2 separate regions of the Mus musculus genome follow, and region 2 is linked to region 1. The links are chromatin loops, found by intact Hi-C in ENCODE. Cell type or tissue: heart. All regions are shown on one strand.

The links. A loop is a pair of places that touch in the nucleus more often than their neighbours do. Peaks named below come from ENCODE experiments on the same cell type or tissue, not always from the same donor. Only the 100,000 strongest peaks of a DNase experiment are listed, where the experiment ranks them.
Region 2: a loop joins it to region 1, with 1.8 times the contacts of the local background. A loop is called at or near these places in 3 of 42 quality-filtered maps.

What each region holds. Positions count from the first base shown.
Region 1 is chr19:61,061,528-61,066,527 of GRCm38, reverse strand. All of the region lies in intron 4 of Grk5 (G protein-coupled receptor kinase 5), which reads right to left. It also overlaps a transcript of Zfp950 not described here. Among named protein-coding and RNA genes, the nearest start is that of Gm22520, 50 kb to the right of the region's middle. In heart, CTCF peaks have their summits at 1,292 and 1,959; no DNase peak of the experiment used is centred here.
Region 2 is chr19:60,947,892-60,952,891 of GRCm38, reverse strand. The region is part of intron 1 of Grk5 (G protein-coupled receptor kinase 5); the gene reads right to left. Among named protein-coding and RNA genes, the nearest start is that of Grk5, 61 kb to the right of the region's middle. In heart, no CTCF peak of the experiment used is centred here; DNase peaks (open chromatin) are centred at 2,191, 2,651 and 3,681; H3K27ac peaks cover 908 bases.

The DNA of each region.
Region 1 (5,000 bases):
CAGGTCAGGAAGCAGGAGCTAATGCAGAAGTCATGGAGAGATGTTCCTTACTAGCTTGCTTCCACTGGCTTGCTCAGCCTGCTCTCTTATAGAATCCAAGACTACCAGCCCAGAGATGGTCCCACCCACAAGGGGCCTTTCCCCCTTGATCACTAACTGAGAAAATGCCTTACAGTTGGATCTCATGGAGGCATTTCCTCAACTGAAGCTCCTTTCTCTGTGATAACTCCAGCTGTGTCAAGTTGACACAAAACTAGCCAGTACAATCATCTACCTTGCAGAATATGAAAGTTCAGAAAGGTTAAGTAATTTTACCAAGATCATTCAGCCAAGAAATGGTAAAGAAGGAATTTGAACCTAGGATGGACTATGCTTGGTTGAGATCTGACTGAAAGTAATAATAATGGTCACCTGGTCCCCTGCTCCATCTCCCAGTATAATCTCAGCCCTTGGAGGCTCTGCCAGTGTAGAAAGCAAAATACTGTAAGGTCTGCCACCAGCCTATAAGTTCATCTGGGAAAATTTGAGAAGATTAAGTCAGAGACAAAATAGTAGACTGAGGCCTCTTTATCCCTCTTCATCCTTTATCTGTAGATGAGGGCAACTGACAGGGTTCTCAAGGACAAAAGGACCAGCATAAGTTTGGAGGTGACCCATCTGTGCACATATCAGGCAATCCTCATATTTGGGGTTGGCTGCCTACAAGCAAAGAGCCCTGGCAGGGAAGATGTAGAATATTGGCTTTGAATAAGAAACATAATAATGTCTTGGCTTAGAAACTATAGCTTTAAATTCAGCTTTTGGTTCAATATGAAGAGACTGAATCCTCTTTCCAGTTACTCCAAGGAATGAGATTTGCCAATAAGAAGGGACAGGCCTATACTGGACACCTGGGCCTGCCAGAAGACTCAGAAAATGCCAGGTCTGTGTGCCACTCTCCTGGGCAGTGTTCCTCACTGACTTTTCTGCTCTGTCCATTACTCTTCCTGAGGCTTCCTCTTCTTGTTCTTGGGGACTCTATCAGTTCCCAAAGCTTAAGATTATCAGGACATACCTCTCCAGTCAGAAAGAGAAAGAAAATCATATAAGAGTTTTCCTAGGCACTCCCATGCAGAGAAAAACTATTCCTTTCTGAAGCAGGGCAGGCCCCTGACAATGGATGGCCTTGTCCCTTCATTTATGTCTAGGCCTTTTTCCTCCCTTTTGTCATTACCTCCCATGACATCCACTCTGTGACCCTAAGCTTCAACATGGCAACTAGGAACACAGCCAATGCAATGCTCAATTGTGGCACTAGTGGTCAGTCATGCATGATGCAGGGACAACAGGCCTTGGAATGTGTAGAGGAAATGGTTGAGGAAGAGGTTTGATTGGATGAGAGTTGGGGAACCCTGAAGCTGTGTAGGTAAAGCAACAGATCTGGAATGAGTACATGCTTGGTTGGGGGTGGGTTGGAGGCTGAGTGTTTGTGGAAAGTTACAACTTCTCCCATCCCAGTGTCCCGAGAACAGTACTGTGTAATGCTTGGCTCTCCAGAGCCCTGCCTGTGATGTCACAGAACCTTCAGTGCTTAACTCATAACAGAAGTAAGCCTGGAAATTTTGGGAACTGAGGCAGGCTGATGAGGAGAATAGAAAGGAAGGCATAGGTTTGTTCTGGGATATGGCTACAGCTAGAATTTTACTCAGCACTTAATCAAGAAACATGTAGCTCATCACCACCACCACCACCACCACCACCACCACCACCACCACCACCACCACCACCACATACACGCACCTAAGGCCTCTGCTGACACTCACATGCCCACTGTTGGTGACCTTACAAAGAGACAGATCCAAACCCAAGGGCAGCTAGCAGTCAAGCCCAGCCCCACTTTTACCTATTGAGCCAACACCAGCAGTCTAACAGTTGACACACGAGGCGGTGCTATTGAGTCCCTCCAGTACTGCTTCCCAATAAAAGGGAGAGGCCACAGGGCCAGCTTTCTATCCTCAAGGGTGGGGAGGCCTGATACAATAATCATAGACCACTTTCACACTACCAGTGTGGCCTTTACTGTAACAGCAAAAGGGAAAAATAACTGATCAATTTGGGAAGGGAACTTTAAGTGGTTTAAGATAAAAGCTAGACCTTAAGGGAGATAAGAGGATTTGCTGAATGAAGAGGTGAAGGCCTGAGGTTACACAGTGAGACCAGTCAGAAAACAGACAGAGAAAAGGAATCATGGGCAGGTGCAGACTGCAGTCTTTAGTCTACAGAGGACATCCTTAAAAATGGAGCTACTGATGACCTCAATTGTGTCATCTGAGAGGGGGGGGTAGGAGGAGGAGGAGAGGGAGAGGGAGAGGGAGAGAGGAAGGAAGGGAGGGAGGGAGGGAGGGAGGGAGGAAGGAAGGAAGGAAGGAAGGAAGGAAGGAAGGGGCATAGAAAGGAGAGAGAACTGTGCAGCAGAGAAGGCCCAAATGTCTACGGCTCTCATCACCAAAACCTTGTCCCTCCATCAAAGTTTCTTGTTTCAATAATTCAAAGTGGAAAGATCATACACAAACAAGTGTTCTGGGATCTTCAGACTACCCCACTACCTCATATCCTCAGTGGTCATCAATAATCCTCTGCCCTACTCTGAGCCATCTTAGAAATACGCACCCTAAAAAGGGGTGAAAAGTTTAGAAAGAACCCTCAAAGGGAGCTCACTTTTCAATCTACCATGGCAAACTGGTATAGAAAAAGAGAGAAAAGACCCCCAGGGTCCTAATGTTTGCTTGTGGTAGAGCTAAGGGGTGTCCATGCAGGCTGTGGACTTGACCCTCATAGGTTCTGATCTAGTTCCATGGGAAGACACAATTTGACCTTATGAGCTCCACTCAAAACCAGGTTGTCTATTTCCACCTCCATCTTACCACTCTGCTTTCCAGAAGCCCCTCACAGGAGGCCCCTCCTAGATTCCTGCTAATCACTTACCCTAAGTTTTACATCAAAGCCCTCAAAGGAGTTTTCTTTTCTTTTTTTTTTTTTAAGATTTATTTATTTTTATGTATATGAGTACACTACTGCTCTCTTCAGACACACAAGAAGAGGGCATCAGATCCCATTACAGATGGTTGTGAGCCACCATGTGGTTTCTGGGAATTGAACTCAGGACCTCTGGAAGAACAGTCGGTGCTCTTAACTGCTGAGCCATCTCTCCAGCTCTCAAAGGAGTTTTCTTAAATACAACAATCTATGATCCTCACTGCCTTTAAGACCAAGGAATGAACCTTCTTAGAGTTGTTCCTAAAATACCCTTCTAGACCTGCTTCCTCTTCTGGCCTTTCTCCCAGTTCCTTGGCCAGTGCAATGGACTTCAAGCCACTGGGCCCTTGCTTGTTCCCATGGAAAAAACTCTTCTCACCCATCATGGTACCCATGACTCAAGAGAGGCTTCAGAGACCCACAGCCAAAAAGCCTGAGCAACTCGGACCTTTCCACTTAATCCTACCTCCCAGTGATAACTGCCATGATCGTTGTCCTTATGGTGGCTGCATGATGAACACTTTAACATGTCAGGTATAGGGGCTAGGCACAGTGTGATCTTGTATAACTCCCTCAGGGCAAGTTTTATTGTTGGCATATCTAGTTTACAGATGCAAAAACAGATTAGAGCTTAAGTAATTTGCCCAAGGTCACACAGCTGAGTTTTAAAAACTAAATTTTAAAACTTTGGTCAGAGAGCCCTATCCCTAAATAGCAGCATGATATGAAGGATGCCAAACTCCTTCCTAGGTAGTATGTAAGAATGTGACTGTGGCCTTGAAGAGCAAGCCTTGTCAGAAGGCCTATGGACATTGGAAAAGGAGGCATGGTAGATTATGCATGAATAATTTTAATGAATGCTGCTTGTATGGTATGTCACATCATATATAGTGCATGCATGAGCATATGAACAGACATACATTCAGACAAAAAAAAGCTAATATCCAGCATATGTTTTGCTTCAAATATGGAAGCATCCTCTGAGGAGCTCAATGCTCATTAGAAGTAATTCTGCTACTAGACAAAAGGTCAGTGCAGGAGACTGTCCACTCTATCTCCAGACACAAGTACTTAGGTCTTAATGATGTGTATATTTTCATATGTGGGCAGCTGACATTCCCCATGTAAACTATTTGCAATAATCTTCCAGTTTTCTCAAGATAAGCAGAGCAGCAGAAAGGCAAGACTCTGAAACAAAGGGGTCCTAGGGGTCCCCTTCCTTCTAAACAAGAGTAGTTGACCTTCTGGACAAGAATGGAGGCAGCTGTTTTTGGGGCTCCTCATTGCTTCTCAGAGAGGAGAACAAACAACGGACACTCCCACAACTGTATCCTGAATGCCCCTTGACATGAAGAGATTTGCATTAGCTACAGGAAGACTGGCTGCAGGAGTGGGGAAGGAGTGGGAATCAGGCTCCTAAACAGGATCCAGGGTTGGAGGCAGTGTCTGTGGGCAATAGGGGGAAGGGCTGGCTTGACAGCTGTTGGCCGAGCAGAGGCCACCATGTGCTGAGTCCTCCCTATAAGTTTCCTACCCATTATACTTCTGCTGCTCTTGGAAAGGACAATGTATAAATCAGAATCCATGGTTCCAGGGTCATAGACGTTGCTGAGACGTTGAGAGCTGGGGGGGGGGGAAAGCAGGTTAGTTTTACTCCAGTCTCCCAAAATGGCATATTCCATAAGTTTCATACGAGACCAAATATTCAGGAAATGGTGGACTTGACACTTGATTCAGGTGAACCTCAACTCCAAACCTGGGATCTATCCACTCTGCTTGCTGAAACAAATGGATGAGGTTCAGAACACAGGAGGTACTCAATATACTTGCTAAATAATGGTATGTACACATGCATGTTAGATTTAGGAGTCACTCAGTGGAAGGGTACTTGCCTAGCACCTGCAAGGTCCTAGGTTCCAAGTTTGACATCACATTTTTGGAAAAAAGAATCCCCTCTTGGGACACCAGAAGTATCCTCATGGGGT
Region 2 (5,000 bases), 110 kb after region 1:
GAATGCAGAATCAACAGGTAGAGATAATGGGGCAGTTATTTTAGAAGAAAATGCCAGTAAGTGCCGCACAGAAGCAGGACATGAAAGTAGATGCCTGGAATCTTGCCTGGGTCTCCCTCAAGAGGCCCCTCCTTCAAAATCCATATGCAGCACACATTAAACATCTGTCACTGGTTAGCTCTTTTTTCTTTTTTCTTGTAGAGGTTAGATATCTCAAAGAGCAGTGTGTGGTTTGTATTTCTGTGGCCATGACAGTGGTCTCTAATTCATCTGGACTCTCAATGTGCTCAGCAGGTAAATGTTATAATCTGTCTCCATTCTTGGAAGTAAGTAGACCTAGCCTCCAGTTAACTAGCTGCTAATGGCTAATCAAACTTTTCTTCAAACCAAGCACCCTGGGCTTTTAAATGTGGGCCTTGCTATCTGATAAAACCCATAAGAATTGAAGGGGATGCTGTTTAAAAACAAGAGCTCAGCCACATTCCCACTACTATACAAATTCCAAACCAGCATTGAAAAGCAAGTAGCCAAGGGAGACAAAGCCTGGAGAAATGAGTCCTGTCCTGTAATCAATTATGTTCCATCTACACCTGTTCACTGAGGGTGCCAATGCTGGTTCTTTGGGAAGGTTAGAGAACTAGAGGCTAACACTCTGCCCCAAATATCCACTATATATGGAGTGACCCTCCATACATGAACTTATTCAAAATCCTTTGAGAAAAGCTCTGTGCATCTCCATACTTCACCTCCTAAAACTCCTGACTTGATATACTAAGGCAGACAATAGACTTCGGCAAAGGAACTCCATTTGGAAGGGACTAAGTTTAAATCTCCTTTATATGAGTAACATCAACCATAACCTCCAATATGACCAACCTCAGAACGGATATACGGATATATCTCAAAATTAGTCCTTTTGAACTTGAAATAGAGCCACCACAGCCCCCTTCAAGGAAACCTACACATAAACTTCCCCTCTTCAATTGAGTCTCTCAAATGTAAAGCCACTTCCAGCCTAACTCTGTTTATATTCTGGGCATATATCCCCATATACATGGTAACAAAAAAAAAAAAAGATATCCTAGAAAATACCCTAGAAGATACAAACAAACAAACAAAAATACTTTGAAGGTCATAAAAGAGGGACCATTATATTCCTGTCATTCCCTGCCTCCTCCATGAAGTTCTATCCAGACAGCTTGAGGCCTTCTGATGAGCAGGCCTTCCTGGGTCTATAAATAGGACTACAAAAGACATGCAGAATCTTAAATATGGGACAAGATCACCTGTCTGTAATCAGTCTGCTGTCCCTCTAGATTCTGAGGCATCCAGTGACCTGCTCATCACTGAGGCAGCATTTACCACAGTGATCTGAGTTCATGTTAGCATGGATCAAACACCTCACAGACAATGGTGCAGGTAATTCTCTTAGCTGTCTAGAGAAGAGGGCTCTTATGTCTCAGATTCATGTGTAAGAAATGTCCTAGGAAATTAAGTATCAAGTCTTAGCTCATAAAGATGGAAGGAACCAGAAATGGTGACCCACACCTTGAATTCCAACACTTGGAAAGCAGAGTAGGTCAAAGGCCAGCCTGATCTACAGAGCTTAATAATCCAGGAAAGCCAAAACTACACAAAGAAATCCTATCTCAAAAACAAACAAACAAACAAACAAACAAAGATAGAGCATAAGCTTGTGTGAAAACCCAGGTCTGTCCCATTTGGAATCTGTGCCCTTGGCTATTGCCCTGTTGAACAAGCACAGAGCCCCATGTGAAACATTTGGAACCATTTTGGATGAATGGGACAACAGTACTATATCCATATTGATCAAACCAGTCTATGAGGTTATGCTCAGGTTCCATTCTGGTTAAAGTGGGTCCTCAGGTCAAGTCCTTCCCAGTAAAATCACTGAGACATATGAGGCACACAAACAAAGCTCAACAGATAAAAACAGGCTCATGCCAAATTATTTCCAAAGATTATCTTTGGCTTCACAGCAATTCAAATCACCAAGAATATTTATTAGATAAGCAGCTTCTGAGTACTAACTAGGACTCAGACCTAAACTCTTGAAAGTCAAATCCAGGGTTTAGAAGCTGTAATTCATCATAACCTAGGACTGAAGCATCTTTTCCCCCCTGGCTAATCGCAAGCTCGTCACCCCATTGCTGCTGCAGCTGGCAACAGAAGCCCTTACACCCAGCTCAGGACTCATGGTATGAGTCACCAACAAAGCTCTAGACTATCCAAGGTCTTCAAGTTCAAGGAATAAATGACTCAGTGTAGCTGCCTGTGGAAGGCTCCAGATTTCTCCTTGTCAAGTATACAGATCTGTATATGTTAAATGTCTGTTTACTAAAGCAAAACAAAAAAGCCAGAGCAGGCAAACAAAATCTGTAGGAAACACATTGTCTCAGACATCTCTGGGGTCTGCATACAATAGAAGAAAAAAGGCCTTAGAGTTTTGTACAAGAAACTACCCCGGAGTTCCCAAACCTACAGACCATACTGTATCTCAGGGCAGAAAGGATGAAAGCCTGCAGGACACTGTGCAAGTGCCTGCTGGAGCTCCAGGCTTCAATTGACCAGTGCCCTAAAGGGCGTGGAGGATGTAGCTGTACATGTGTGGACAGGGTGGGGTTTCCTGCAAATACTCCATCCCTCTCACCCTGGCGCCTTCCCAGATCCTTAGTGCTATCTGACTCTGATGGTGTAGCTTACGGAAATGACTGTCTACGGTTTAGGTGGGTCTTATTATTATTATTAACAAAGATAATATTATGACTAATAATAACACTGGTGACATTTCAAGGGATTTTGCCCTCTCCTTCATCCTGGTTCTCTTGAGGTACAAGAGTTTGAATTCCACAGTTGTGCTCCACTGGAGGCTCAATATGACAGTTCACTCAAATACAGATGTAATTTCCAGAGATTTCTTAAAGAGCTCAAGGGGCTTTTCTTTCCTCCTCCTCCTCCTCCTCCTCCTCCTCTTCCTCCTCCTCTTCTTCTTCTTCTTAACTATGCCAATCACACCACTATTTAAGCTGCTGGATGGAAAGGCCTATTGTTTTACTTAAGCCACCCTTAACCTCACACTTGCCCCAAGAAACTGCTGAAATCTCTTAAGAGACTTAGCCAACTCACATATCAGAATACCTGGCATTTGAAGATCTTCACTAAAGAAGGCTGTGGGCAGTGTGAAGTAAGATACAATCAGCAGCAAATAACCCAGCTTATTTGATAATTGGGGAATTAGTGGGAAGATATACCATGTGGAATTGAGTATTAGACCAGAAGGCAGAATAAAGAGGCTGGGATACTCAGAAAGCCAGTGTAAAAGTCCTGAAAGGGAATGTTTGTGTCAACCCCTGCAGGTCAGTAAGCAATCAAATGACAAGGGGGTGGGGGTGGTTTGAGTACATTCAAAGATCTCAAAGGCTAATGGCAGAACAGAGAAGCCAGGAGGCTAGCCTAAGGGAGGCTGACCTAGGGCAGCAGGTAGTCAATAATCCAGGCTAGGGCAAGAGATCTAGAGAGCAGAATTGGCAGTTCCTGCTAGCCTGACAGCTTCTCCAGAAGTAAAAGCAAAATGCCATCTGAACAGGGCTAGCCCATGGGAAGCCTCTAGAACAGCAGCTCATGACAAAGCTGAAAACACGTGTCACTACCCCACCTCAGGAATCAGGGCTCAGGATGCTCTCAGGAAACCACTTCCCTGGGGACCATGGCTCTGGCCACCCACCTGCACCCATTCTTCCCTCCCACAGGAAACTGCACCACCATTGTTTGTTGTTCTGTAAAGCCACTCTAATTGTGAGAGAAGAGGCCACATGCATTAACACCTCAATAATGGGAAGCATGTGTCAAGTCATCTAATTTCCTGCAAAAACTCCCCCTATGATGGAACAAATACTGCTGACAAAAAATACCTGGTGGCATACAGGGGTGCAGGACAAGCATAAAAGACTATAAGGAAGAAAGACTGAGAGAATGCCACATATCTTTGCTACCATGAGACATCCCCATGGGTCTAAAACTTTGCAAGGTCTCAGAGAGGCCATTCAACTGTAATCAGTACTAGCAACAAGTAAGTAAGGAAATAAATAAATAAATAAATAAATAAATAAATAAATAAATAAATTCAGTTTCTCCCTCAGGTCTGCAAAATCAAGTCAGCTTTGAATAAAAATGAGGCAACTGTAATCAGTACTAGCAACAAGTAAGTAAGGAAATAAATAAATAAATAAATAAATAAATAAATAAATAAATAAATAAATAAATAAATTCAGTTTCTCCCTCAGGTCTGCAAAATCAAGTCAGCTTTGAATAAAAATGAGGATATGACCACTCCTAGGTATGGCTGAGGGAAATGTTTTTATTATAGATATGAGAAAGAGAATAGTCTGAGGCATCCAGAAGACTAAAACTGAACATGGCCAGTAGAACAGACTGGCCATGAGAAGAGAGAAGTGGATGAGTGAGAGAGGAAGAGAAAAAAAAAGAGGGAGACAAAAGACCAAGAAGGTAGAGAATCAAGAAAGAGTGTGTCCAAAATGGCTAGATTATATAGGAATAAGAAGTTGAGGGAAGGGCAGAAGAGATGGCTCAGCAGTTAAGAGCACTGACTGTTTTTCCGAAGGTCCTGAGTTCAAATCCCAGAAACCACACGATGGCTCACAACCATCAGTACAGCTACAGTGAACTCATATACATAAAATAAATAAATACATCTTTAAAAAAAAAAGAGCTGAGGGAAGGAAGGTAAGCAAAGCTCAGGGGCTGGAGAGGTTTAGGGTAGGGGGCAGAGGTGAAGCGTGTTGAAAGGAGCCAGGACTCTATAACAGGTATTTTCAGAACCAGTATCTGTATCTCAGTGAGTCATTTGTCCCCAGTTTCTTCGGGACCACATTCTATGAAATAGCACCTCAGGTTTTTTTGTTTTTGTTTTTTTTTTGTTTTTTGTTTTTTGTTTTTGTTTTTTTTGATGTTGGTTTTGT